3 separate regions of the Homo sapiens genome follow, and all the other regions are linked to region 3. Evidence: chromatin loops called from intact Hi-C (ENCODE). Cell type or tissue: CD4-positive, alpha-beta T cell. All regions are shown on one strand. Each heading gives the region's core, and the rest is flanking DNA. Links, peaks and the distances in the headings are about the cores only. Region 1 overlaps GLB1 (galactosidase beta 1). Region 2 overlaps GLB1 (galactosidase beta 1). Region 3 holds the start of CCR4 (C-C motif chemokine receptor 4).

Region 1 (10,311 bases), core at 1,759-9,758, 73 kb before region 3:
TTTCTTTATCCAGTCTACCATTGATTGTCATTTAGGTTGATTCCGTGTCTTTACTAGTGAAAATACTACTTTTTGTGGTGTATTAATATAACTGATTTATACACATTTCTCACTCTCTGGAATAGGTTTATAAGTCTAGTACCAAGCATAGGACCTGACACAGAGTACTTTCTTAATAAGAGTTTGTTGGATGAATGTATGAAAACATTAGAGGTCTTGGTGAAGGAAAAGCTGGTCACCATTGAATCTAGTGGATTCCACAGGGAAAAGAGCAGCTTCCCGTGTTGAATGTGTCCGGTTAAGTATGAGAAGCAACATTTCTGATTGCTCTGAAAAGTATGATTAAAGCACAAATTATTATGGAAAAATAATGGTTTAGAAGTATAGCATTTTGGTATATTTGTTCATTTCTTTTCTGAAACATTAATTAGCTAAGGTAAAGATGAGGATTTTGCTATATGATAATCAAACTAGTATCAATGAAAATCATCAATATTAAAATGAAAAGTTAGAAAATTGTAGTAAATGGGATAGACAGATGAAAGCTTAATATCTGTATTATAATGAGCTAATATCACTGATCAGAATATCAAGATCTACATAGAAAATTGGGTAAATGATGACCAGGCGCAGTGGCTCACGCCTGTAATCCCAGCACTTAGGCCGAGGCGGGCGGATCACCTGAGGTCAGGAGTTTGAGACCAGCCTGACCAACATGGAGAAAACCCGTTTCTACTAAAAATACAAAAAATTAGCCAGGCGTGGTGGTGCATGCCTGTAATCCCAGCTACTCGGGAGGCTGAGGCAGGAGAATCGCTGGAACCTGGGAGGTGGAGGTTGCAGTGAGCCGAGATTGTGCCATTGCACTCCAGCCTGGGCAACAAGAGCGAAACTCCGTATCAAAAAAAAAAAAAAAATTTTTGGGTAAATGACATAAGCAAGTATGGATACTTGATGAAAATGTGAGTATACACTATTTTAAGAGTCTTATACTCATATCCTTTGACCTAGTCACCCCACACTCAGAGTGTTACTTTTAAAAAATAAAAATTTAAAAGGATAATGCTATAGACATGAAGTTTGAGACTCCATCTCAAAAAAACAAAACGAGAAAAAAGAGGCGACATAGGGTAATATGCTAATTGATGGAACTAATAAATAAAGATATAAGGATATTATTTTAAAGGTACAAAGATAACTAGGAGAGAAGCTGAAAATGGTGATATAACCATAATAGCAAGAAAGGAAGATAAACTTTCTTTATCTTCTGGGCTGTACTCTCATGTGTTAAAGAAATCAATGATAAGAAAAAGCAGTACACATATATTACTTAGAGACCAGAAGAAGCAAAAATAGGAACAATTAAATAATCTTAAAATGTGCTGGGCGTGGTAGCTCACACCTGTAATTCCAGCACTTTGGTAGGCCAAGGTGGGAGGATCGCTTGAGTTCAGGAGTTCGAGACCAGGCTAGGCAACATAGTGAGACCCCATTTCTACAAAAATAAAAATAAAAATTAGCAGGTCATGGTGGTGCATGCCTATAGTCCCAGCTACTCAGGAGGCTGAGACAGGAGGATCACTGGAACTCAGGAGGTTGAGGCTGCAGTGAGCCGTGATTGTGCCACTGTACTTCAGCCTGGGCAACAGCCTATCTCAAAACAAAATAATAAAAAATGATAATTTTTAAATGGCTTCCTCTGAAAGAACTAAGAGAAAAGTGAGGCAGGGGACTGTTGCTTTTCACTATAACAGTCTTTTGTCCTCCTCTTTTTATTTATTTTATTTTATATTTTATTTTTTGAGATAGAATCTCACTCTGTCACCCAGGCTGGAGTGCAGTGGTGCAATCTCAGCTCACTGCAACCTCCGCCTCTCAGGTTCAAGCGATTTTCATGTCTCAGCCTCCCAAGTAGCTGAGACTACAGGCATGTGCCACCATGCCTGGCTAATTTTGTATTTTTAGTAGAGATGGGGTTTCACCACGTTGGCCAGGCTGGTCTTGAACTCCTGACCTCAAGTGATCTGCCTGCCTCGGCCTCCCAAAGTGCTGGGAATATAGGCGTGAGCCGGGTGTCACTTTTCTGGCTGGAAACCTCTGTGGCCTGTGGCGCCTTTGCCCGAGTTTTGCTCGGGCCCACTGGGTTCGTTCTGCCCACTCGGCCTGGCAGGCTGCACTCGGTTCATGCTTCCTGCCTGGATCCCATACCTGCCAAGGGCAAGTCAGGCATAAAGCGGCAAGGGGTGTGTGAGCAAGCGTGGGGTTGAGCCACTGTGCACGGTCAGACACGCTGGCTGCTGCTGCTGCAGGGTGAGCAGCTCCAGGTTGCCCGCACAGGCGCCAGCCCTCTGCAAGGCTGCAGCTGGACCAGGTGCACTGCAGACAGCTTCTCTGGCTGGCATCAGGGTATGCAATAGTGCCCAGAAGCTTGGAGATGCCAGGAACCACAGGGCCCCAAAGAGAGAGTCACAGCCCCAGCTCGGGTAGCTCCCAGGTCTGGGCTCCCCAAAGGACCATAGCTCTTCTCTCCTTTTCCCCCACAACGTGGTGAGCAAGGGGCATGTTTCAGCCCTATTTGTGTTACAGCTCTTTTAGCCTCACCATTCAGCGGATCTTGAGTTCTTGTCCTACATCCAGGAAGAATGAGGTATACAGACAAGTGGAGGGTGAGCAAGATGAAGAGTAGCTTTATTGAGCGATAGAACAGCTCAGAGGAGGCCCACAGTGGATAGCTTGTCTCCATAGCCAGGGTGTCCCAGCGAGTGTTCAGCTCTCAGCAGAGAGGGTAGTGCCTCTCTGTGGGTAGATTGTCCCATCCTCCCTCCATCCTCTCAGCAGAGAGGATAGTTTCTCTCTGCAGCTGATTGTCTCCCCTTGTCTCTCCATCTTCTGGTCTTGCTGAGCCAGCAGTTGTTATGGGCTTCAGTGGGGAGGAGGTGCTGCTTGGACCATGGCGGCCATTGGCAGGCCCAGGGAAAAGCACCACAAGTTACCCCTCTGGTCCATGAGACTAGTGGCCCGAACCCCAGGCTTCGGGCCCTCCCCAGCTTGAAGGTGGGGCTTCACCAGGGACTCGCCCCCTTCCACCCAGGAGCCTGTCTACCTTCTGCCACCATTCATGGCGCCCGGGCTGTTTGTGCCAAGGGACGCCTACAGGCCAGTGCTGAGCTGCCCTCAGCACCCCCTCGGCCTCCCTCCTGTGCTCATCGGTGCCCAAAGTCCAGAGGGGGCTGAGGTGGCAGGGGGCTGGCATGTCAGTGCTACCCTGAACGTTTGCACACCCAGCCAGCGTGCGACAGCACGTGGGCTCAGCCCCATCCTTGCTCCGAGGTCGGAGTGGCGCTGGGAGAAGAGAGAGGCTAGGCAGCGGGAGCAGACACCTCTTAGCCTTTTGGGGGAGGGGGACCTTCCTGGATCCCCAAGAGTGCAGAGATGTTTCCGTCTGCAGCTGCAGCTTGGTAGCTGCAGCCACGCCCAGCTCCTGCTTGGCTCCATGGATCGTGGCACTGCCCCGGGCACAGCTCTACCTCGGGGCCCTTCTCTGTCCGCCCCTCCGTGCCCAACCACGCTGCTCCCCCACCAGCGGGTGACTCGGCCCAGTCCCATCGTGGCGGGCTTCAGGGACTGACCACCTCCTTCCTGCTGCACCCTTTCCACAGCAGCAGCAAGGCAAGAGCAGTGACGCGGGGCCAGGGTCAACAGCGGCAGAGGCTCCGGGCCTGGGAGTGGGTCCTGCCTGGCCCCGTGAGGCTGGGGACGGCACAGTCAGCTGCCTCGGGGACATGGGGCACAGGGGTCCTCTCCGCCGCCACTACTGGCCCTGCAGCTGCTCCCACCGCCACGGCCCACGACCTCCTTCCGCCACAGCCAGCGTGATGGCAGCAGCTGCTCCCACCGCCACGGCCCACGACCTCCTTCCGCCACAGCCAGCGTGATGGCAGCAGCTGCTCCCACCGCCACGGCCCACGACCTCCTTCCGCCACAGCCAGCGTGATGGCAGCAGCTGCTCCGGGCTACAAAGAGGCGATGCTGCCAGCATTGTGACTTTTAGAAAGGGAAACCAAAAAAAAAAGAAGGAAAGAAAGAAATAGAAGGATCTTGAGAACTCACAGTACACTCTACTTGAAAAGCCGGATGGCTACAGACATTTCTAAGACGTGGGACTTTCTCCCAGATCTTCTTACTCCATAATTGTATACATACATGCACATATATGTGTGTGCATGTGTATATGTCCAGATATAATATTTAACATTTAATAAGGATTTATTTTGAAAAATAGTTTCAGACTTTCAAAAAAGTTACAAGAATAAAAGTAGTTTAAAAAAAGAGGATTTGTGGCCAGGCGCGCTGGCTCACGCCTGTAATCCGAGCACTTTGGGAGGCTGAGGCGGGCGGATCACCTGAGATCAGGAGTTCGAGACCAGCCTGACCAACATGGAGAAACCCCATCTCTACTAAAAATACAAAATTAGCCAGGTGTGGTGGTGCATGCTTGTAGTCCCAGCTACTCGGGAGGCTGAAGCAGGAGAATCACTTGAACCCGGGAGGCAGAGGTTGCGGTGAGCTGAGATCGTGCCATTGCACTCCAGCCTGGGCAACAAGACCGAGACTTCGTCTCAAAAAAAAAAAAAAAGAGGATTTGTATATTCTCCACCCGGACTTATCTGTGTCAACATTTTACTCTACATGCTTCATCACTCGTGCATAGACTTGTTTCTTCTCTCTCTCTGTCTGTGTGTGTGTTTTCTAAATCATTGGAGGATTGCATACATCACGGCCTTTACCTTTAAATACTTCGTTATATGTTTCATAACAATATGGAGAAGTATTCTCTCTTGTAACCACAGTAAATTTAACATTGATACAGAACTTTAGCAATAAGATTAATATTTTTCCTATGATAGGCTGTCTCCCTTCAGAGTCTGTCACGTACCTGTTTCCTTTTTTCCTCCCACTCCCCTAGCCTTCTGCTGTTTACCCTCATTCTCTCTACTTGTTTTTGCTCTTTTGTTTTGAGGTCTTTCGGTTTATAATTATTTGGATATTCCTGAAGCTTAAAACACAGACATACACTTAGAGGTAAAAAATTTACCAGATCCTGCTTTGGAAGAAGTCTCTAGTTCCTTTGATTTTCCAAAAAAGCAGTGGCACTGTTGAGTCTTTGACCTTGCTTTCAAATAATAAATTTTATGAATATGTTTCTGAAGGTTTACCAACTTTTTTTCTTTTCTCTCTTTTTCTACTCTGGTTTATAGTTTGAAAAAGTACCAGAAGGTCCTATCCCTCCATCTACACCAAAGTTTGCATATGGAAAGGTCACTTTGGAAAAGGTAAGAAAAAAAAATAACAGAAACTTTGAAAGTGAGAGATGGGAGTGAGAAAGTGGAATTTAGTAGCAGTGAGTGAAAGTGCTGTGCTGGAGGAATTGGTTCGTTATTTTTCTGCGAATTTGTTTTCTGCAAGCCTAATGGGGTAAATGATGTTTCTGGGAAAATGGGGAGAGAGAGGTGAGAAGATACTCATGCCTGTTGACAGGATGAGCAGATGAGACATGGGTGGGAGTAGTAGGCATTCTTGGATCATTTGGGTCATCTTGGTTCCTTTATCAGTGGTTTAAACAGTGTCAAGTGCCTTTGTGGAAATAACATGCCACCTCATTGTTATGGCTGCCAAGGCTCTTTGTCGTATTTACCTTTTTTAGGAGTTCCCCAAAATCACAGGCATTTTGATAGACCTCTGCCCTAAATTATATACTTACCTCCATCTCAAAGTCATGTCCTAATTTTTATGGTCTGTGGTTTATACGTTAAATGGGGACACTGGGGGAAAAGCTAGAAATCAATCATAAATAGGAGTTAAGGGCAATGTATTCTAGGAAAAGCGAAAAAGAAGAGAGGTTTTACTTAATAGTCAGAGGAGTGACATAGCCAAAGTCAATTTGTTTTGACCATCTGTGTCTTCAGGTTTTCCCCTTTTATAATCCCTAACTCCTACATGTATTAACTCACAAGAAAAAAAAAAAAGAACCGTTACCTATTTCTTAAGAATCTCGATATCCTAAAATAGTATCGTAAGTTTTTATCTTCAAGCAAAATGCCAAACATGATTATGTAATTTTTCCATCCAAGAAGCCCTTTGACATGGTTGGTTGGTTGAGTTCTTATAACATTTTCCACCTAGTGTCAGATACCTGTGCTACATTCTACAAAGAATGTGGTCTTTCTGTCTGATAAGGATCTTTCTTTAGATTAATCAGACTTCAGTCACTCTTGTAAAGGGAGCACCTTCTACTTGTTCATTGCTACAGCTACTTAAGGAAAACTTTGGTTTGTTTGTTTCAGAGCCATGACAAATCTATTTTTATGCAACAGAAAATAGCTCCAAATGTTCAAAACAACAACATTGCTAAAACCAAGCTAGCTTATTACCAAAAGCACATTCTGTTTACCGTGAAGGAAAATTGTGTGAGCAGAAATGACTTTTTATTTTTAAATAAATATATACAGTTGAAGATAGCAAATCAGCATATAACTGAATTAAGTTTATGTAGAACACAGTTATATAGAAAATAAGTTTTTACCGTGAGTTGAATTTCTTAGTGTTCAGGTGGGAAAACACCCATATGAGTAGCTGGCTTGATGAAATTGTAAATGAGATTTTTTTCCTTGATGCTGCACATCAGCAAGGTAACCATGGGAAGTGTTTATGAAATTCCTAACTGGGCTGGGCATGGTGGCTCACGCCTGTAATCCCAGTACTTTGGGAGGCCGAGGCGGGAGGATCACCTGAGGTCAGGAGTTCAAGACCAGCCTGGCCAACATGGTGAAACCCCGTCTCTACTAAAAATACAAAAATTAGCCAGGCATGGTGACACATGCCTGCTCAGGAGGTTGAGGCAGGAGAATCACTTGAACCTGGGAGGAGGAGGTTACAGTGAGCCAAGATTACGCCACTGCACTCCAGCCTACCAGCCTGGGTGACAGAGTGAGACTCTCTCAAAAAAAAAAAAAAAAAAATCCTAACCAGTATTATAGTCATGGAAAATCCTGGGGTTTGGAGCCAAATCTAACTACAAATCCTGGCTCTGTCATTACTCAAGTGGACTTCTGTGAGTCTCCACAACACAGGGACAGTAGTACCTGCCTCACAGGGTAGCTGTGAGTATTCAATGAGCTAGTGCATGTAAAACGCTGTATCTCATCTGGAGTGTGTAGACAGGCAATGACTGGTAGCTGTTATTATTATTGTTGTTATTGCATCAGAATAAGTATCCTGGGTTGCAAGAATACACAATCCTTTGTATTGAATATAATAAATACTTACCAGGCATTTACTATGTTCTGGGCATTGGGGCTGAGAATGGAACATATCTTATCCTTAAGGAGCTGACAGTCTGGTGAGGAAGACAAAGATGAGCAACTGAAAAGTGATACAGGCATGGAAGATATGCCACACACAAGTTCAGAGGAGGGTGAAGTAACTAGGAAGTATTAAATATTAAGGTGATATAATAATAGCATGTCTAATCTTAGTTGAATGTAACTGGCCTCTGGTTACTACTTTTACTTCTTAGTTGTTTTACTCGGGGGTGTTCAGAGAGGGTTTATAAGGAGGCAGCATCTGAGCCTTCGTTTTCATTCATTTTAAGAATCTTTTATAGGTCTCTGAGCAGGTTGGACTTCCGAATAGGTATGTTTGAAACCTTTTTAAGACTACTATCATTCATAGTTTTCATCAGGAGTTAGGGAGTAGATGGAGAGGACTGAAGGAGACTGGGAAGCAATACTGAGTGGAATTTGAATGATTTAGGTTTATTTAGGGGTTTGGTCAAACCCACTGATGTCTTTGATAATTAGGGAATGACTCTGTAACCTGATGACCAGTGAGGGGTGCAGTGTGTGAATGCTGCTTTTGTTTCTTTTCAGTTAAAGACAGTGGGAGCAGCTCTGGACATTCTGTGTCCCTCTGGGCCCATCAAAAGCCTTTATCCCTTGACATTTATCCAGGTGAAACAGGTAGGCCTTCAAAGGTAATGCCTCGCCTTTTTTCTACTTGCAAAAGTGTGCTTTCTGCACTGCCTTGCAGTGCCCATTCTGAATTCAGGGGCCAAAATGGTAAGCAAATGCATCAGATCCCAGGTAAATGAACCATGAATTTCCAGGCTCTCTTTAGCTTGAAGTGCTGCGTGGTGGGCTGATCATGCCTATATTTTTTGCCCCACTTCTTCTCACTCATACAGGAGGTAGCCCAACCTGCTTCAACATAATTCTGTACAAGTTATAAATTGAGTTCACTGACCAATCTAATTAATCTTTATTACTAGGCATCAGTGGAAGATCACTGTTTTAATACTCAAAACAGACAGTTTAATTATTTGTTCTTAGTTCAATGGCATAAGGACTGTGTTTTTTGGTAGACTAGGTTCTTTGAGATTCTTTTTCCTGCTTTTGAAGAGAACAGAGCACATCTTTTTTTTTTTTTTTTTCAGTGTTTGTATATGTGTATGTGTTTGATCTCCAGACACTGCCTCATCTTTATTTTTTTAAAGTTTTTCCCAGCATTTTGTTTTGGAAAATTTTAAATCCAAAAAAAGTTGCAAGAATAGTACAATAAACACCCATATGCTTTTTACCTAGATTCACCAATTGTTAACAGTGCTTTAATTGCCTTTTTCTCTCTGTGTATGTAGTCAACTGCTTTTCTTTTTCTAACCATTTGAGTTATCAGCACCATGTCACTCCACAGCATACATCTTTTAAGAAAAAGAACATTATCCTGCAGAACCACAATACAATGATCACACATGAGAAATTTAATATTGATGCAATCCTATTATCTAATATAAATTCTATAGTCAAGTGTCCCTGGTCATTGCAATAACGTCCTTTACAGCTTAATCTTTTCTCAATCCAGTTTCCAATCCATAATCACACATTAATTATATTCTCCTTAGTCTTCTTCCGTCTGAAACTGTTCCTAAGTCTCTCTCTCATGACATGGACATTTTTGAAAAGGTCGGGGTGTTTGTAGACTTTGCCTCACTAATTAGATTCAGTAAGACATTTTGGACATGAACACAACAAAGGTGATATGTCCTTCTCAGGGAATGATAGCAGGATGCCCGTGAGACCAGCTTGTCCCTTAACTGCAATGTTAAGCTTCATCACTTAGGATCTCAGCCCCATGTTTTGAAATGGAAGGTTATCCACGTCCTCCTTTCTGATTTTCTGTGGCAACCACCTTCTGGAAGGAGTCTGAACAGTAAGGCAAAATAATAACAGCATATCTAATCTTAGTTTAGTGAAGTTTGCTGTCAGTTCCTGTTTTTACACCTGTGATTTTATTCCAACAATTCTATTTTGCAATAAAATGAATAATTAAGTCCCCCCACCACACACACATTCACTGTTTCATGAACGTTGTATAGGGTACTCTGCAGTCCTAGCACCCACATCTATAAATGGAACTTACCTGCACTTAGCAGAGCTGTTGAGCACTTCAGACAATGATCCCAGAGCACGTGTAGCCTGGGGAGGGAGTTCCAGGTTACTATATGAACACGTGCAGCCATTGTTCTTTCTCAGACCCCTTCTGCTTTCTGATCTTTGGCCAAGGTAGTGCTCTCAGATTGGGTGGGGCTTCCTGGGCCCTGGCTCTTTCAGATCTGGGGCAAGTCCACAGAATATCTATTTCCAGCAAAAAACCCCAAAGGGCACAGACTTCAGGGAGTGGGGCTCAGCCTACTGTCTCTGCAGGGATCCCCTGAGCCTCAGCCACACCTGCCTGGGGAGCATCACAGCTTCTACCCCTCCTTCTGGAAGCCCTTGACAAAGCTTTCCTCAGCCCTTGAGGAAACTTACCACTTTAGCTAGTTTTCAAAATAAGTAAATAAATGAACCAGAAGGAGATGGAGATGTGGAGCCTGGGCGGGAGGTGTTCTTGCGCTAGAAGGTTTGTGTGGTCTTAGTAGCATTTCTTGTGCTCAGCTCATTCCTGCAACACAGGAAGGTGGATTAGTGCTCTCCTCAGCTCCTCCCAGTCACCTTTCCACTTGCCTGAAGTTTACTTTCTTTCTTTCTGGGCCCTAGAAGTAGGGAAACTTTTCTCTGTTCCATGCTGGATCTCTATTTGCATTCTGTTCCATAACTGGATTTATGTCCCAGCTCAGCCCTGCTAATAATGTCCACAGCAGGAAGTAAATAAGCAAAGTCAATAACTATAATTCTGTGGATTATTATGTCAATAACTATAATCTGTGAATAATTCCGTTACTGCTGAGGCTGATTGTTTGAGGCTTTCCTTTTGGAC
Region 2 (9,954 bases), core at 1-8,000, 62 kb before region 3:
TAAGGTAGGACAAACCACACTGTCAAGACTAAGGTTTAAGGGGTGACAACTTAGAAGTTGAAGCCCAGTACAGTGGCTCACACCTGTAATCTCAGCACTTTGGGAAGCCAAGGCAGGAGGATCACTTGAGGCCAGGAGTTCAAGACCAGCCTGGGTAAAATAGTGAGACCTCTACAAAGAATTAAAAACTTAGCCAGGTGTGGTGACATGCACCTGTGGTCTCAGCTACTCAGGAGGCTGAGGCAGGAGAATTGCTTGAGTCCAGAAGTTGGAGATTAAAATGACCTATGATCATGCCACTGCACTCTAGTCTGGGTGACAAAGTGAGACCTTGTCTCAAAAAAAAGAAGTAGTTGAGCTATTTTGAAGAGCTGTTTTCCTCTGTAGGTGATGAGAAAGTTGAGCTTTGCAAACAGAACCTTTCCCCTGTGTTTGAGTTTGGTCATCCTATAGAAAGAAACAGAAGGAGGAAGCCCCTCCACCATGCTTTTCCTCTGCTTTAAAAGACCACCAAGCTCACTGAAGGCACTCCTTTGCCAGTAAAGCCAGCTGAGCCTCTGTTCTGCCCTGTTTTATGGGTTTGGATGGTTAGCCTGTGGCAAACTCTTCACTTGTAGGAAGCCTCTTCCCTTGGGGCACTGGCTCTCACCTCTGTTGATTACTCCTGTGTCCAGATGTGTAGCCCAAATAAGTTTTTCTAACACATATTTTTAGAGCATTATTCAGCAAGCATTTGTTAAGCTCCCACTCCGCGAGATGCCCCACCAGGTGCTTTGGGGAATGCAAAGGTGTCAAGAGACAGGCTTCTCTCAGGGAGCTCAACCTCCGCGAGAGGAGAGAATGCCTTATCAAGGGAACAATGGCACCACCCAGGCTAGGGCAGGACAGGTGTCTGGGGCTATTTCCTGACCCTCTTGAGATCAGGCAATTACATCTTAGGGAACTTAGGGAATAGCTGTGTGCAGGCCACCTTTGCCTCCAGTATAAATGTCTCTCTCATAGTTCTTGTGCTCAGGGTGGACTTCATGGCCTCCTGCCTGGCTCTCACAGGCCACATTGACCCATGGGAGTGACTCGACTCTGTTGTGTAGTCTCTGGGTCTCCAGTACCTGTCAAAGAGCCTGACATACAGCCACCTGGTTAATATTTATCAAATTATTAAATGGGCAATCGAGACTTGGTATCTGGGATTCCACTGGGAATGGGGAAGTTCCCTACATACAAGCCAGGGAAGGGGAAGTTAGCTGAGCCTTGACAGCCCAGCCCTGGCCTGTGTGGAACAAATAGAGCAGCTTCTGAATTCAGGTCTGAGGTTTGCCATCGTCATCATTACCTTCCTATCCTCTTAAGGTATCACAGTATTCTCATGTATGTTATCTCACTTGGCCCTCATAACAGGTGAGTGACTCGGGTGTGGTCCTCCCTGTGATGATGGCTGAGGTGCTCAAGGCCAATATTTGCTCCTGGCTGCATCCGTCGTACCTGCTCCATCCGCAGTGGGATGACTATTCCTTTGTATCCCACACTCACTCATTCCTTCTGTCCCCAGATTCCATCTTGAGACAGGATCTTGCTGTCACCCAGCCTGGAGCGCAGTGGCACAATCTCGGCTTACTGCAACCTCTGTCTCCTGGGCTCAAGCAATCCTCCCTTCTCAGCCTCCCAAGTAGTTGGGACTATACGTGCATGCCCCCACACTAGGCCAATTTCTGTATGTTTTGTAGAGACTGGATCCCTTTTTGTTTTGAGATGGAGTGTCGCTCTGACACCCAGGCTGGAGTACAGTGGCGCGATCTCAGCTCACTGCAACCTCCACCTGTCAGGTTCAAGCGATTCTCATGCCTCAGCCTCCTGAGTATCTGGGATTACAGGCACCTGCCACCACACCCAGCTAACTTTTGTATTTTTAGTAAAGATGGGGTTTCATCATGTTGGCCAGGTTGGTCTTGAACTCCTAACCTCAAGTGATCTGTCTGCCTTGGCCTCTCAAAGTGCTGGGATTACAGGCATGAGCCACTGCGCCTGGCCCATCTTTCTTGGTGCCCATCTTTCTCTATTCTAGCAGTGGCTCTCAGCCAAACTCTGAAAATTTGGGAATTTGGGATCAATCACTCTAGCAACTCAATGCCCTTTCTGTAGAAGCAGAAACTCTGGGCCTTTTATAGAGACATCATGACCTGCAAAGGAGAAAGCTATAGTTTGGGGAATATATCTCTTCCCAAGGATTTGTAATTCAACCTCCAGTTAGATCTGTGTTACTTCGATGTACACATATTTCGAGGTTCATTTCCTGTTGGTGTTTTGTATCCCGGTTTGCTTTTCCCATTTCCCTGGAATGCAGAGACATGTGAAGCCTTTTTCCTTCCCTCCCCAGCTCACTGTGCTCTGTTTCTGCTTTGCAGGGTTTGGTTTCTAACCTGACTCTCAGTTCCAATATCCTCACGGACTGGACGATCTTTCCACTGGACACTGAGGATGCAGTGTGCAGCCACCTGGGGGGCTGGGGACACCGTGACAGTGGCCACCATGATGAAGCCTGGGCCCACAACTCATCCAACTACACGCTCCCGGCCTTTTATATGGGGAACTTCTCCATTCCCAGTGGGATCCCAGACTTGCCCCAGGACACCTTTATCCAGTTTCCTGGATGGACCAAGGTACGTGTCTTCATGGGAAGGGTTTGAATTCAGGCCTAAACTTTTGGTTGTTAGTGTCTGAGAAAGAATCACAAAGAGCTGTTAGTGAGATATCGTGTGATGGTTTTGAGTGTGGCGTTTCGGACATTCTTCAGGAGGCGGATTGTGGCAGATCTTCAGGGATTCAGTGGCCAGCTCGGAGGTGCTGCCATCTGCCCCCTTGTCATTGGCTTCCTGTAGTGAATGACACCATCCTGCCTCCTCCAAGAAGAATCATGACCCCTTTTGATGCTGATTATAGGGGTGCTTTCTCTTTATCTTGAGGACAATCCAGTCAAGACAAAGAGGTGGATCCCTCTGGGAGAGTCTGTCTGGTTTTCATTTATGCCAAGCCCAGTGCTCCCAGAATATCCCCACCTGCATCCAGCCCCACACCCCTGGGGCTTCTATCATAAGCTGTCTGCTTCTCCACTCTTCCTCATCCATTTTCACTTCCCAGTCACTCCGCCTTGTCGTTTGAAGACATTGGCATATCTTCCTTCACCGCCTTCTCCTCTCCCTCATGTCCTGTTTTCATCCTAGATCACCTTACCATCACTCATTCAACACACTTCTCATTCTGTGGCCACTATGTGCCCAAGGTGTGTGCCAGGCACTAAGGATACAATCATGAATAAAACCAAACATGGTCCTTTCCCTCATGGAACTTTCAGTCTAGTGAGGGAGGCAGACTCATATTAAAAAGTAAAACCATAGCTGTGATGGATGCTAAGAAGGGCTATGGGGTTGATAATAATTGGTGCATTTTGCCTTGTCAGGGAGGTCAGGGAAGCCTTCCCTAAGATAGTGATGCTTGTCAGAGATATGAAGGATGAGTAAGAATTAGCATGGCAAGAAGGGAAGAAAGCATGTTCCTGGGAGAGGTAACAGCTTGTGCAAAGGCCATGGGGTTGGAGGGGAAAATGTCAAGTGTGGAAAGTAGGTAGAGACTAGATTGGGACGGGCCTTATAGGCCACGTTAAAGTTTTGTCTTTGTGTTGAGAGCCATTGAAGCAGGAGAGTGACATGATAAGACTGTGATCTGACAAGCTCCTCTGACCCCATTGTGCAGAATGGTTTGGGTAAGGACACTTATGGATTCGAGGAAACCATCTAGGAGGCTGGACCATAGTCTCATTGAGAAACTGGGATGGTGGTATCTAAGATGGAGATGACATCAACTATTTGAGAGATGTTCAAAGTTGGATCAATAAATTGTGACAATGGATTGGACAGGAGGGTTTGGGGAGAGGGATATGTCTCGGATGACTCAGGTCTCAAGCTTGCAGCTGGGCAGAATGGTACCATTTGCTGAAAGAAGCAGCTTCAGAAGGGGACTTAGGCTTAGAAAGGGGGGTCATGAGTTTGAATTTAGACCAATTGTGTTTGAAAAGCTGCCTTAGTCTATTTGGGCTGCTATAACAAAATACCATAAGCTGGGTGGCTTATAAACAACAGGCATTTATTTCTCACAGTTCTGGAGGCTAGGAAGTCTTCAATATCAGGGCACCAGTAGATTTGCTGTCTGGTGAGAGTCTACTTCATCATAGACAGCACCCTCTATGTCCTTACATGGCTGAAGGGGCAAAGGAGCTCTCTTGGGTCTCTTTTATGAGGACACTAATTTCATTCATGAGGGCTCCACCTTCATGACCTAATCACCTCCCAGAGGGGGCCCCACCTCCTAACCCATCACATGGGGGCTAGAATTTTAACAGATGAGTTTTGGGTGGACACAAACATTCAGACCATAGCAGAGGCCTTGGAGAATGGCTGGGAAAGACAGTATTGGAGGAGGGTTGTTGGATCTATAGGCTGGGAATTCAGGGCAGGGATCTGGGCCAGGAATGTATGTAGAAGATCATTGTTGTATAGATGATTGTTGAAAACATGGGCTGGATGAGGTCTCTCAAGGAGAGAGGATGCAGAGGGAAGAAAAGAGGACGTAAGGCTGATGTTTGAGGGACAAAAACATGATGAAGACTGAAGAGGAGAGACCAAACAAGTAGGAAGAAAACCAGCATTTATGCTGCCAAGAGGACAAATAAGATAAAGACAGAAGCACTTCGGTGGTTTTAGAAGCAAGGAGGCCCTTGGGAATCAGTAAGCCTTGTTCCAGTGGAGTGAAGCATCTCCCAGCCAGATTGCATTCTATAGAGAAGACCAGGGTAAGGAATACGAACAGGAATACTTGAATATAAACGTTCTTTTTGAGAAATTTAATTCTGAAGAAGAGGAGAAAATTATGTTAATAGCTGGAGGAGGAGAAGGCAAAAGATGTACATGGTGTGTGTTTAATAAAATGCCCTTTTATTTATTTATGTGTTGCTTGTTTAAAATTTATTGAAATGTATTTTCATTATTCTGTTTGAAATATTTTCTTTTTTTTTTTTTTTTTTGAGATGGACTCTGTCACCTAGGCTGGAGTACAGTGGTGTGATCTCTGCTCACTGCAACCTCTGCCTCCCGGGCTCAAGCAATTCTCCTGCCTCAGCCTCCAGAGTAGCGGGGACTACAGGCACACACCACCACTCCTGGCTAATTTTTTTTATTATTTTTATTTTATTTTTTATTTTTTGTTTTTTTTTTATTTTTATTGGAGACGGGGTTTCATCATGTTGGCCAGGCTGATCTCGGACTCCTGACCTCAAATGAAGTCTCGAAAAGTGCTAGGATAGACATCTGAATTCATTCCAACTTATAGTTATTATAGTTATTATAATACTGCTGTAAACACTTGCATGTAAGTTTTTATGTGAACTTGGCCTCGAAAAGTGCTAGGATTACAAGTGTGAGCCACCACAGCCATCCTGTTAGAAATATTTTCTACTTTCCCATATGATTTCTTCTTTGAACCATAGATTATTAAAAAGTATGTTTTACTGGGTGTGGTGGCTCATGCCTGTAAATCCCAGCACTTTGGGAGGCCGAGACGGGTGGATCACCTGAGGCCAGGAGTTCAAGACCAGCCTGGGCAACATGGCAGAACCCCATTTCTACTAAAAATACAAAAATTAGCCAGGCGTGGTGGTGAGTAACTGTAATCTCAGCTACTTGGGAGACTGAGGTGGGAGAATCTCTCGAACCTGGAAGGCAGAGGCTGCAGTGAGCCAAGAGCATGCCACTGCACTCCAGCCTGGGTGACAAAGCAAGACTGTGTCTCAAAAACAAAACAAAAACAAACAAACAAAAAAAGTATGCTGTTTAATTTCCACATATTTTGGGTTTGTAAAAATATCTTGTAATTATTAATTTGTAACTTAATTCCTCTATAAAACTTCTAAAATTTCTCTCTAGGGAGAGAAATCTCCATGATCTTGGGTTAGGCAAAGACTTCTTAGATTTGACACCTAAGGCATTATCCTTAAAGAACAAAAATTGATAAATTGGACTTTATCAGAATTAAAAATATTTGTTCTTCAAAAAGCATTATTAGGAAAATGAGAATCCAAGCCACAAACTGGGAGAAAAATAATTTTCAAATCATATATCTAACAAAGGACTTATATCTAGAATATGTAAAGAATTCTTACAATTCAATAATAGACAAACAGCCCAGTCACAAAAGGAGCAAAGAACTTGAATAGACATTTTACCAAAGAAGGCATAAGATGGCTAAGTACATTTGCATTTGTATACCTTCTTTGGTAAAATGTCTATTATAAACTAAAATTAGTGGCTGATTAATGTTCAACATTATTAATCATTTGGGAAATGCAAGTCAAAACCAAAATGAAATACTACTTCACACTCACCAAGATGGCTAAATAGTAAGAAGGACAATAGGCAATGTTGGAAAGGACATGGGGGAAAGGGAATCTTCCCACATTGCTGGTAGAAAGATAAGAAGGTACATTTGGGAGCATAGTTTGGCAATTTCTTCAAGGGCTAAACATAGATTACCATAGAACCCAGCAATTCCGCTCCTAGGTATATACACAAGAGAAAGGAAAACATGTTCACATAAAAACTTACATGCAAGTGTTTATAGCAGTATTATAATAACTGTAAGTTGGAATTAATTCAGATGTCTATCACCTGACAAGTGGAGAAAGCATGTATATCCATACGATTCCTCAATAAAAAGGAATGGAGTACTGATAACATGCCACAATCCAGATGAATTGGAAAAATATTATGCTAAGTAAAAGAAGCCAAAACTAAAAGGCTATGTATTGTATGACTCCATTTATATGAAATGTTCAGAAAAGGCAAATCCATAGAGATAGTAGCTTACTGGTTGCCTAGGGCTGAGGGTGGGAATGGAGCGTGACTGTTAAGTGGGCATGGGGTTTCTATTGGAGCTGATGGATATGCTCTGAAACTAACTTGAATGATGGCTGCACAGTCTTCTTAAATGTATTTAGACTTGTTTTATGGCCCAGCACAGGCATATATCTTGCTGAACATACCTTTGGAATTTTAGGCTTTAATATCCTCTCTCTGGCTGCATGTTTCTATGCACCAAACTCTCATGCCTACCAACCTTGCTCTTAAATCTTTTTTTTTATTTTTTTGAGACAGTCTTGCTCTTGTCACCCAGGCTGGAGTGCAATGGCACAATCTCGGCTCACTGCAACCTCCGCCTCCTGGGTTCAAGTGATCCTCCTGTCTCAGCCTCTCGAGTAGCTGGGATTACAGGCACCCCCCACCACACTTGGCTGATTTTTGTGTTTTTAGTAGAGATGGGGTTTCACCGTGTTGGCCAGGCTGGTCTTGAACTCCTGACCTCGTGGTCCACCTGCCTTGGCCTCCCGAAGTGCTGGGATTACAGGCATGAACCACTGCACCCGGCCTTAAATCTTATTAATGACCTGAAACATTCCACCATTAAGGCTGCAGTTCTTCCTCTACCAAGCCTAGGCCTTACCACAATCTTTTTTATTTATTTATTTATTTATTTATTTATTTATTTTTTAAGATGGAGTTTCATTCTTGTTGCCCAGGCTGGAGTACAGTGGCACAATCTTGGCTCACTGCAACCTCCGCCTCCCAGGTTCAAGCGATTCTCCTGCCTCAGCCTCCCATGTAGCTGGGATTACAGGCATGCACCACCACGCCTGGCTAATTTTGTATTTTTAGTAGAGACGGGGTTTCTCCATGTTGGTCAGGCCAGTCTCAAACTCCCGACGTCAGGTGATCTGCCTGCCTCGGCCTCCCAGAGTGCTGGGATTACAGGCGTGAACCACTGCGCCCGGCCACCACGATCTTTTTTTAAGAGTCATCAGTCCACCTGCCCCCTTGCCCCTTTGGCCTTCTACTCTGCCTCCTTCATTCCTCCTCCATGTAGAATGGATCCACTACTGGTGTCTCTGCTGGTTCACCAGTCACTGAGCACAGCTAAGGGACTTCTCAGCGCATTCATCGTGGCTACCATCCCCTCATTGTTGCCAGCCTCCAGAAGCCCTCAGATTTGCCCAGCAGTCCTTGGTCTCTCTCTGCTCCTTTCCCCCACTGGCCTTTTCAACCTTCAGCACCCTCCTTAAGCCACCTGACTCTCCACCCTCTCCACTGAAGACCTCATCCTCCTTGACTGCTATCAGGTGTAACTCCTTTGTTCCCTCAGCTTCCTGTCAGACTTATCTCTCTGCCTCCAACCTCATTTCCTGCCCAGTGGTATCTAGGAGGAAGTCTGAATTCTGAATCTCCTCCCCACCTTCTTCCTTCAGGGCAAGATCCTGTTCTCATATTTCCTCTACCTGCATTTTGTCAGCCTCTCCATCTTTCTGCCGAGTCCCATTTTTCAGCCAAAAAGTGGTAACTAGGAGCTCTAGGACCTAAACACAAAGAAAGCCCTCCCTGGATCTTCCCCCTTTAGCTAGCAAGTTCTTGTTCCCTCGATCCCTCTTTTTCTCCCCTCCTAATGCAGTAGAGACCAATGGAAAAGTGTGGGATGTGTTGGAGGTCAGAGGGAGGTTCATCTTGGCCAAGTCTTAAAGGTGTCACACGCAAGAGTTACTGACCCAGGCGTTCTGCTCAACGCTTTATAGACACTATCTCCGTAGCCATCAAAAGAGGCACCTGTGGTAGATGGATCATTATCTCCAGTTTGCAGATGAGTAGCTGGAGGCTTAGATAGCTAAGTAACTTGTACGAGGTACAGAAGTGCTCAGTGGCACATCTACCTGAGCCCCAGCCGTGTCTTGAAGGCCCATGTGAAAAAGCAGGCAGCATTGAGAACCGGTGAGGAACTCATACTCATTATCTAGGCTGGGGCTCTTTACTTATTTGGTCAGTCTGATGAATGCTCTGCATCTCCAGGCTTGAAAGTACATCTCCACACAGTATTTGTGAATGTGTCAAAGGGTTCAGACCCCCAAAAGCCCATCTAATCCATATGTCCACTCAAACACTTGTACACAACTGTTCATTGCACCGTTATCCATAATTGCCAAAAGGTGGAAACAGCCCAAATGTCCATCAGCTGAGGAATGAATAAACGAAATGTAGTACATCCATACAATGGAATATGATTCAGCAATAAAAAGAAATGAAGTATTGATACATGTTACAACATGGAAGAATTTTGAAAACATTAGGCTAATGAAAGACGCCAGTCACAAAGGACTGTATGTTGCATGATTCCATTTACATGAAATGTCCGGAACAGGCAAATTCATATAGACAGGAAGATCTGTGATTGCCTAGAGCAGGGAAAAGAGAGTGTTGGTTGGATGGGAAGAGAATGTTAAAGGGTACAGGGCTTCTTAACGGAGTGACGAAATGTTCTATAATTGACTTTGGTAATGGTTGTGCAGCTCTGTAGTATACTAAAGACTGCTGAATTGTATGGTATATGAATTCTATGTCAATAAAGTGCCACACACAAGGCCCATCCAAGAAGTTTGTGGACTTTGGACTGAATGCGTGTGAAGGTCCAAGGGTACACACACATCCTACCTAACACAGAACCAATGTGGTTTCTGTTTTCTGGTGCACAGTGGTCCCTGCTGCTGGGGACAGTCCCAGGCCAGCTCTGGGGCTTCTAAATGATCAGCCACCTCAGAACAGGCAGATCCCACTCCCACACTGAGTGCTAAGCTCTGACATTTGAAAGAATGAGCACGTTAGCACATGGTTTGAATGCAGGGAGCTGGCAGTTGCGGTGTGGGGTTGGACAAAATGATCCCTGAAGCCCCAGCTGTTTCTAAGGCTGTGCACTAACCCCCACATCCTTCATCAGGAGAGGCCCTTGTCAAAGGCCCTGGCACAGGACTCTATGCTCTTCCTATTCATTTTACTGTAAAGAAACTACCTTGATTTAGAGAGCAAAGTCACT
Region 3 (9,858 bases), core at 1-8,000:
GGTGTAAGCCTTCCTCCTGACACTGGCTCAGGAATCTCTTACTAAAATACAATTTTAAGTAAGCTCTGAATGTGGAAAGTTCATTGACTCTGCATTTCACCATTTCATTTTTCTACAGAGCATCATGGAGATCATGATCCATGGTGGACTGCGTGTAAGATGAGCTGGGGGTGTCAGCAGAGTAAATTTGGAGGAGCCCACAGTATTGGCAGAGCACAAAAAGGCCCCTGCAGGTTTTGAAGAGCTGTAGGATGTACTTGCGAAATTTCTCCCCCAGAAAAAAGTAGATGATGGGATTAAGGCAGCAGTGAACAAAAGCCAGAGTTTCTGTGGCCTGGATGGCATAGTCCAAGTATCTTTCAAAGGTGCAGTCCTGAAGGACTTCTAGCTCCACCAGGGTCTCTAGGAAGAGCACTATGTTGTAAGGTGTCCAGAACCCAAGGAAGAGGACCACCACGGCAAAGATCATCTTCACCGCCTTGTTCTTCTTCTCATTTTTACAATGCTGCAAGGTCCTGATGATCATGGAGTAGCAAAACAGCATGATCCCTAAGGGGATCACCAATCCGAGAATGTTGATTTCCAGGGAGCTGAGAACCTTCCACGTCGTGGAGTTGAGAGAGTACTTGGTTTTGCAGTAGGTATGGTTGCGCTCAGTATAACAAGTGCTGAACAGAAAGCCAGGAAGGGAGGCGAACACAGCCACTGACCATGTAGCCAAACTGGTGATGACCCCATAAGTCAAGGTCCTTGCCCTCAAGGAAAACACCGCGTGCACAATTGCCAGGTATCTATCAATGCTCATGAGCATGACAAAGAATATGCCACTGTAAAAGCCCACCAAGTACATCCAGGAAATCATCTTGCACAGACCTAGCCCAAAAACCCACTGGTCTGCTGCATAGTAGCCCCAAAAAGGGAGGGAAAACACGAAGAGCAGATCCGAGATGGCAAGGTTGAGCAGGTACACATCAGTCATGGACCTGAGCCGCTTGTATTTGAACAGGACCAGAACCACCACAGAATTTCCAAGCAGACCAAATACAAAAACCAAGGAATACAGTGGGGGCAGGAAGAGCTCCCCAAATGCCTTGATGCCTTCTTTGGTGCAAGGCTTGGGGATACTTTCATACAGATAGTAATTGCTGTATATGCTTTCATCGAGGGTGGTGTCTGCTATATCCGTGGGGTTCATTTTTTAACTCTACAGGCTCCTCAAGGCAGGTCTGGGCCCAACCAGAAGCAGCTAATGAGGGGAAGAGCAAAGGAGATTTCTGTGAGAACAAAAATAAACCAAAGTATTGCTAAATGCAGAGCATGGCTGCGTACTGTTTTGCTCCAGGTCTGTATATGCCTTTCCCAAGATGAAGGGCTCGATTACTCACAGGGCCCTGCAGCCAGACGAAATAATTTTGGGCTTTGGAGGCAGAAAGATTTGTTTCAGATTCCAGCTTGGGCACTCACTAATTTTCTTACCTCTCTGCCAGGAGCTTCAGTTCTCTCATTTGTAAGTGAGGATCGTAAAACCCCCTTTCAAGCAGGTGTTCTTTGAGGATGTGTTTCAAAAAGATATTTCATAGTCTGGGGTTACTGAAATCACTTTCAGGGATGACAAAATCAGTTGAACAATTCTCAATTGGGTGTATTTTATATGATCATGATCATCATCAAACTGCACGTAAAAATCAATTCTACGCACAGAATCCTATTAGAGTGGGAATTCACCTGATGGATCTAGAAAACACACATCACAGCCAGAAATAAAACCTCTACCTCCCCAACCACCTTCACTTCCTATCTAAATTGGCAGATAAAGAGGTTGAAATCTTCTTAAAATTAATCACATGCTGACATGTGTATCAGAGCAATTCAGGGCTGAAGGGCTTTCCGACTCAAGGCCACTCCCTTGCTTCCTTCTTGAGGCTTTTGTGGGACCCTCACATTCCTTGTTAAAATCCTTTTCACATTCGTCAGTAAATTCACATTCGATCTCTCCCCACACCCCCACCACCACACACCCAATGCCCAAACTGTGTTTCTCAAGAAAGGGCTTTTGAAGCCAGGTGTGCAGTGGCCCACGCCTATAATCCCAGCACGTCGGGAGGCCGAGGAGGGAGGATCACTTGAGCCAAGGAGCTCCATGCCAGCGTGAGCAACATAAGGAGACCCTGTCTCTACAAAAAATTGTTTTAAAAGTTAGCTGGGTGTGGTGGTACGTGCTGATAGTACCAGCTACTCAGGAGGCTGAGGCAGGAGGATCCCTTGAGCCCAGGAGTTCAAGGCGCAGTGAGCTATGATGGCACCATTGCACTTCAACCTGGGCAGCAGAGTGAAATCCTGTCTCAAAAAAAATAAAAAATAAAAAGGAAAGAAAAGAAAAAGAAAAAAAGAAAGAAAAAAGATTTTGGTTTACTCATGCAAATAGATACTGAACACCTGTTACATCACAGAGTCTCCAAAAAAGTTTGTTGAATGACTAACAATTCTAGTCTTTCTCCACCATTTTACCAGTGAAAATGAAAGGCATAAACAAGGCTGAGGAGTTAGGAAATTATCAGGAGAACAAAAAGCCAGGAGACACAGCTGGTAAGTGTCTGGAATTATTCTGTAGGCCTTGCGTGTGTGGTATTTCTTGCCTGGGAGTCTTGCTAGAAGCAAGAAGCAGACAAGTGTATATTTTTTATGAAAATGATCTATTTATTTGGGGCATGTGGACTCAGGCCAGATGTGTGCAGGAAGAGAGTCCTGCATAAATTAGTGCCCATCAGATGAGGGCTCAGAGGGTGTGGGGACAGGTAGAAGGTGTGTGGGCTGCAAGGTAGGTGCCAAGTGTAAGCCCTAGACTCGTGAGGGGCCTGAGCATCTCAGCCAGGTCCAGAAAGCAGTGTGCGACCCAAGACCCTGGGAATGTCCCCGTCCCTGCTTACCTTGCTTTTCTGAAAGCGGCTCTGAGGAAGGTCTGTGAGGCAATGCCAGGCTTGCTCAGGAAGCACGATGCTAAGAAGGACCCGGTGCCTTTCAAGGGTGCGTGGCTTCCTGTGAGCACGAGTTATCTCCCTCACCCAACTGTACTAAGTTCAAGTGGGGTTTTTTGATAGAAGTAGGAAGCAGAAAATGATTCTTAGTCATTTCCCAAGACCGAAGGCCAAGAAGATGTGCCAAAAAAAGATTAAGAAAAAAAATGAAGTCATTTTCTTTTTAAAAAAGATTTTTAGTTTTTTTAAAAATACAAAAATGTATTTGTTGGTTTTTAAAAAAGAGATTTTTTTAAAGAAACAGGGTCTCACTCTGTCACCCAGACTGGTGTTCAGTGGTGCAATCATAGCTCACCGTAACCTTGAACTCCTGGGCTCAAGTGATCCTCCTGCCTTAGTCTCCCAAGTAGCTGAGACTAGAGGTGCAAGCCACCATGACTGACTAATTTTAATTTTTGGGGAGATAGGGGTCTTGCTATATTGCCCAGGCTCATCTTGAACTACTGGCCTCAAGCAATCCTCCCACCTCAGCTTCCTAAAGCACTGGGATTACAGGAATCAGCCACTCCTTTTTCGCTTTTTAGTTTAAAAAAAAAAATTCCATTTAACTGGCCATATGCGGTAGCAATGATCTCTACATTTTGGATCAGCAACCTGTTTGCTAGTTTCTCATCATGGATATGCAGGGGCCAGCAATCAAGATGTGCAATGTTCTCCTGACAACTGGGATCTGAGAGGCCAGGGTGAGAAGGAAGGCCAGAGATAGTCAAGAAAAAGGATATTCAAGAAGAGAGAAGAGAAAAATTTGTCCAAATGTATGTGTCTGTGAGTGACTTGGAAGGCATCAGCCAACCACATTCTTTGATTCAATAGTTGACATGGCCTCAAACCAGTGTGAAGTGGCCTGGCAACATAGCTTCAAGTCCTTTTGAGTCAGGAAGACCCCTCACCCAAGCGCCTTCTGCTTGGGGATTGCGGAGCTTCATTGGCAGTGGTCTTGGCTGAGGTCTTGATCTTCACTTTGGATGTGGGTAGCAGTCATAAGCGAGGGGCTGACATGAGCCCTAAGTCTCTCATAGCCTCAGCTTTTTGGCAACTTCCAGATGCTTTCCCTGTGTTTCAACTGTTGCTTAGCTCTTTGATTCAGCTTAAAAGAGCCATAAAGATCATTCTTTCTAAGGAATTGGCATAAATAGAAATTAAAACACTGAGCTAGAATGGTGTTAGGGAACCCCTTCTTTTTTTTCATTATCACTTGCCCCAAGGAGTCTTTTGAGACTTTTTTTCCTAACACTCCCTCATAAAATTTTAATGCTACAAACATACCATATATCTATTTATACAGTGTATGTATATCTGTGCTTTATACATAAAATGAGTATGAAATTTTTCTCCCTCCAAGAGCCAAGTTTTATCTTGGGGGCAATATTGCCTCTACTGAGAATGCACGAGTTAGAGTAGAGAGTAGAGGCACTCAACTCAGGCTCCTTGCCTCCTTGAGGCATACAGCAATATCTGGAGACATTTTAGCTTGGGGTGGGAGGGAGTTACTACTGGCTTTTTTTTTTTTTTTTTGAGAAGGAGTCTTGCTCTGTCACCAGGCTGGAGTGCAGTGGCATGATCTCAGCTCACTGCAACCTCCGCCTCCCGGGTTCAAGCAACTCCCCTGCCTCAGCCTCCCAAGTAGCTGGGACTACAGGCACGCGCCACCATGTCCGGCTAATTTTTTGTATTTCAGTAGAGACGGGGTTTCACCATGTTGGCCAGGATGGTCTTGAACTCCTGACCTCAGGTGATCTGCCTGCCTCAGCCTCCCAAAGTGCTGGGATTATAGGCATGAGCCACCGCACCCAGCCTGCTACTGGTTTCTAATGGGTAGAGTCCAGGAATGCTGCTAAAGTCCTACAATGCACAGGACAGCCCACCACAGCAAAGAGTTGTCTGACCAAGAAGATCAATGGTGCTGAGGTTGAGAAATCCTGAGCTAGAGCAATGAGCTAGAGCAATGTTCCCCAGAGTATAAACTGTGGAACCAGATTCATGGATAGCCTGCAAAAGAGAAATGGGGATGTGTGGTCAGGTAGGTCTAGGGAATGCTGGGCTTGGGTTCAGGTTAAACACAGTTCCATCCTGCAATGCTTCCTGGGGGCCTTCCAATGCTGATATCATCCTGAGCCTCTGGAAGGAGGATTTGCAATGAAAATGTCCCACGTGTATTTGACCAGCTAATCTATGCCCATTATACAGAGTAATTTATAAAATGAACATATTTCCAGAAACATGGGGCCTGAAGAAGTTTCTGCCATTAAATTATAGACTTTGAGGTACAAGTTAGAGAGCTGGCCGGGGGCGAAGTGTGAAGGGCAGGAAAGCACGTGCCGCGGCAGGGACCTGGGCAAGTTCATCTGAGCACAACGCCTACATCTCCATGGGTTCTGCCCTGGGTGGGGGCAGTGTTAAGGTTCTAGAACATACGCTATCTAGAGGTCCAAATCATCATAAATGAGCATTGATCCATATGGGTCTATAGATGATCCCTGGAGAGCCAGTTAGTCCTCCCTTGAGTGAACCTGGCCATGAGACATGCATCCTGGTCCCATGAGTGAGGCAGAGTGTGAGCTCTAGTGGCCCCATTGGTCGAGAGGACTTGCTTTGAGTCTGAGTTTGGATCTCAGTATCACCACTTACTAGCTGTGTAAACCTAAATTTTCTTATCTGTAAAAAGGGATGATAATACTTGAGGACTGTGAGGGAACTAAATGAGCTAATATTTGTAAAGCACTTAGCATAGTGGCTGGTATATACAGGTGTTCAACAACGCAGCAGCAGTGATTAGAAATGAGTAGGATAAATACTATACACAGGAATAGCTTCCTCTCTTGAAATAGCCTAGCCCAGAGCATGCCCTTGGCCATTGCTGGGATCCCAGGAAATATTTGGATTTAGACTTTTTGGGCCACATTCAATTTCCAAGTCAGGGTTCAGGTAAAAAACAGGTTTCAGGTTTCCAAGTTGCAGAGGTTACTGCCCTGGGGACAGTCAGTCTTCAGGTTGGCAAAGTAACAACATTACTGTCCTGGAGAAACACTAAGTAGGTGTCCCTTCAGTAAGGGTTTCAAAATTAAACATCCAAAAAAAAGGACCTCAGCCCCCAAAAAAGAGTCTTTTTCTCCCCCCAAGACGGAGTTTCGCTTTTGTTGCCCAGCCTGGAGTGCAGTGGCACAACCTTGCCTCACTGCAACATCCACCTCCCCAGTTCAAGGGATTCTCCTGCCTCAGCCTCCCAAGTAGCTGGGATTACAGGCGCCTGCCACCACACCTGGCTAATTTTTTTGTATTTTTAGTAGAGATGGGGTTTCACCATTTTGTTCAGGCGGGTCTCGAACTCCTGACCTCAGATGTCCACCCGCCTCGGCCTCCCAAAGTGCTGAGGTTACAGGCATGAGTCACCACTCCCAGCCAGAATCATTGTTTTATTAATGCCCATTTCATAGATGGAGAAGTAGGAACCCAGAGACGGGAGGTGGTATGCTCAAGGCAACCCAGCCAGTGAGGAACACTGTCAGGGCTACACTCACACTCCTGACATTTACATGGACACATGTTCCATTAGGCTTCGTTTCTGAAACCTAAGCAGAAAGGAGCAGGCCAACAAAAGACTCTGCAAAGCCTACCCCAAACCATGTTGGTACACAGTACAGCGCATGCTTCCAACACGAAGGAAAGCTGGAACATGAGACTACAGCGCCCCCTGGTGCATCAAGCCTTATTTCAAGGTCAAAGTCATCAAGGTACATTGCCCAGGCTCTGGCACCATACCAACCCACAGGGACCAGCATATCTGAAATTGTGCCTTCAAGAGGAGCACCACAGGACTCAGCTGCAGAGCTACGGTGATTAGGCCTTCAAACCTGTTATTTACAGCTCAAAATGAGAAGCCTGCCAGGCAGGGCCACACCAGGAGTAACAGGGACAAGGTAACAATGAGCCGGAGCTGTAGGGGCAGTTAATGTATGGCAAGCATGTGAGGTTACTTAGCAGTTTATGTGTGGCAAGCATGTGAGGTTACTTAGGTTTCAAGGGCTTTCTGCCCATTGGCTATTTTGAATAATTTTGTGTGTTCAGAGCAAAGGGGCTGTCCCTAGTGCCTGGTACCTGGCCTCAGGGCAATTAGGGCTAATGCATAGTGGCCCCTGAGTATGAGGGTCTGATAAGAGAAGTGATTGGGGTGTGAACTTAGCTGTTCAAAAAGGGGAACTGACTGGCCTTTAGCCAGCGCCTTAAAACTGGTTCAAGACAGCATTTAAAAACCAACAACAACTATATTACAGAGGAGGTCCGAATAAACAGACAAAACTTTGGTAAGGAAATAGAAGACTGCAAACAACTAAATTACTAGTTAATTTTTTAAAAGATAACTAAAAATTCCTACACATTTGGAAATTAGACAACACATTTTCATGTGACCTGAATGTCAAAGAAGATACAACAATGGAAAACAGAAAACACATATAAGTGAATAAAAATAAAATATCACTCATCAATGTTGTGGTGGGTAGCTAAATTGGGCCATAGAAAAATTAAGACTTTAAATGGTTTTTTTGGTTTGTTTGCTTGCTTGCTTTGAGACGGAGTCTTGCTCTGTCACCCAGGCTAGAGTGCAGTGGCACCATCTCGGCTCACTGCAACCTCCACCTCCTGGGTTCAAGTGATTCTCCTGTCTCAGCCTCCAGAGTAGCTGGGACTACAGGCCAGCAACACCATGCCCTGCTAATTTTTGTATTTTTAGTAGACACAGGGTTTCAACATGTTGGTCAGGCTGGTCTCAAACTCCTGACCTCAAGTGATCCACTCCCCTCGGCCTCCCAAAATGCTGGGATTACAGGCGTGAGCCACCATGCCTGGCCTTAAATGTTTATAATTAAGAGAATGTTTAAATGTTTATGTTTAAGAGAAGAAAGACTAAAAATTAATGACTTGTTTAACTAGAAAAAGAATCAGTAATTTTCTAGAAAATTTCCAAAGAAAAAAATAATAAATAAGTTTAAAAAAAAAAGAAAGAAAGAAAAGGAAGCAGTAGGAAAAAGAAGAGCAGAATAAATTCAAAGGAGGTGTAAGGAAGAAAACAATAAATGTAAGAGCAGCTGGGCGTGGTGGCTCATACTGTAATTCCAGCTACTCAGGAGACTGAGGCATGGGAGGATCGCTTGAGGCCAAGAGTTCCGGGGTAACATAGCGAGATTCCATCTCTTAAAAAAAAAGAAAAAAAAAGAAAAGAAAACAGTCCGGGCACAGTGGCTCACGCCTGTAATCCCAGCACTTTGGGAGTCTGAGGCAGGCAGATCACCTGAGGTCGGGAGTTTGAGACCAGCCTGACCAACATAGAGAAACCCCGTCTCTACTAAAAATACAAAATTAGCCAGGCATGGTGGCGCATGCCTGTAATCTCAGCCACTCAGGAGGCTGAGGGAGGAGAATCACTTTAAGCCAGGAGGCAGAGGTTGCGGTGAGCCAAGATCACGCCATTGCACTCCAGCCTGGGCAACAAGAGCGAAACTCCATCTCAAAAAATAAAAAGAAAAGAAAAGAAAATGAAAAAAAAAATGACACATATAAGAACAGAAATCAAAAGTAAAATAAGCCCACTAAAGTATTTGGAAACACTAATGTAATTGGCATACCTCTAGGAAGATAGGCAAAGAAGCAGAAGAGAGAAAAAAGGAAACTTAAAACTGCAAATACAGACTAGCGATTAGAAACAAAAACTAGGCCGGGCGCGGTGGCTCACGCCTGTAATCCCACCACTTTGGGAAGCCAAGGCTGCTGGATCACCTGAGGTCAGGAGTTCAAAGCAAGCCTGACCCACATGGCGAAACCCCGTCTCTACTAAAAATACAAAACTTAGCTGCGCATGGTCGCAGGCACCTGTAATCCCAGCTACTCAAGAGGCTGAGGCAAGAGAATCGCTTGAACCTGGGAGGCGGAGGTTGCAGTGAGCGGAGATCTTGCCACTGCACTCCATCCTGGGTGACAAAGTGAGACCCTGGGTCAGAAAAAAAAAAAAAAGAAAAGAAAAGAAAAGGAAAGAAACCACTTATCAGTAGTTTAAATGCATTGCACAAAATCAAACTAACAGAAGATGATTTTACAGGCAAATTCCATCAAACATTCAAGGTACATATAGTAATCCTCCCTTATCCTTGGGAGATACGTTCCAAGACCCCTAGTGGGCACCTGAAACCACAGATAGTGCCAAACCCTATGTATAGTACTATATTTTTTCATCAGGTAACTCAGATGACTACTCCATGATTAATGGGCAGGTAACATATGCAGTATGGATATGCCGGACAAAGGGATGATTCACATCTCCTGTGGGATGACTAAGATTCCAACATGCTACTCAGAATGGCATGCTACTTAAAACTTAAAGAATTGTTTATTTCTGGAATTTTCTTTTCTTTTCTTTTTTTTTGAGACAGAGTCTTGCTCTGTTACCCAGGCGGGAGTGCAATGGCACGATCTCGGCTCAGTGAAACCTCTGCCTCCCGGGTTCAAGGGATTCTCCTGCCTCAGCCTCCTTAGTAACTGGGATTACAGGCGCCCGCCACCATGCCCAGTTAATTTTTGTATTTTTTAGTAGAGACGGGGTCTCACCATGTTGCTCAGGCTGGTCTCAAACTCCTGACCTCAGGTGATCCGCCCGCCTTGGCCTCCCAAAGTGCTGAGATAACAGGCGTGAGCCATGCACCCCGCCTGGAATTTTCAATTTAATATTTTTGGACCATAGTTGACCTCATCTACCTGAAACTGAGGAAAGCAATAAGGGGGAATTTCTGTAAAATTCTGATCTCATGCATATTTTTCCCCCAGAAATACAAAA

Evidence for each region. Peaks named below come from ENCODE experiments on the same cell type or tissue, not always from the same donor. Only the 100,000 strongest peaks of a DNase experiment are listed, where the experiment ranks them.
Region 1: it touches region 3 in a loop (5-fold over the local background); 9 of 110 quality-filtered maps call a loop at or near these places.
Region 2: a loop joins it to region 3, with 2.3 times the contacts of the local background. A loop is called at or near these places in 9 of 110 quality-filtered maps.

What each region holds. Positions count from the first base shown.
Region 1 is chr3:33,019,273-33,029,583 of GRCh38, reverse strand. It overlaps GLB1 (galactosidase beta 1), which reads left to right. Exons shown (of 16, transcript NM_000404.4): 11 at 5,259-5,333; 12 at 7,929-8,018. Among named protein-coding and RNA genes, the nearest start is that of GLB1, 73 kb to the left of the region's middle. In CD4-positive, alpha-beta T cell, for the core only: CTCF peaks have their summits at 5,839 and 6,056; a DNase peak (open chromatin) is centred at 6,203; H3K4me3 peaks cover 1,412 bases; H3K27ac peaks cover 397 bases.
Region 2 is chr3:33,006,759-33,016,712 of GRCh38, reverse strand. It overlaps GLB1 (galactosidase beta 1), which reads left to right. Exons shown (of 16, transcript NM_000404.4): 14 at 1-4; 15 at 2,403-2,657. Among named protein-coding and RNA genes, the nearest start is that of CCR4, 60 kb to the right of the region's middle. In CD4-positive, alpha-beta T cell, for the core only: no CTCF peak of the experiment used is centred there; no DNase peak of the experiment used is centred there; H3K27ac peaks cover 151 bases.
Region 3 is chr3:32,944,760-32,954,617 of GRCh38, reverse strand. It overlaps CCR4 (C-C motif chemokine receptor 4), which reads right to left and starts at 2,974. Exons shown (of 2, transcript NM_005508.5): 1 at 2,928-2,974; 2 at 1-1,246. The coding sequence starts at 1,195. The coding sequence ends at 113. In CD4-positive, alpha-beta T cell, for the core only: a CTCF peak has its summit at 6,722 (motif pointing left); DNase peaks (open chromatin) are centred at 1,707, 3,027 and 6,717; H3K4me3 peaks cover 3,477 bases; H3K27ac peaks cover 1,636 bases.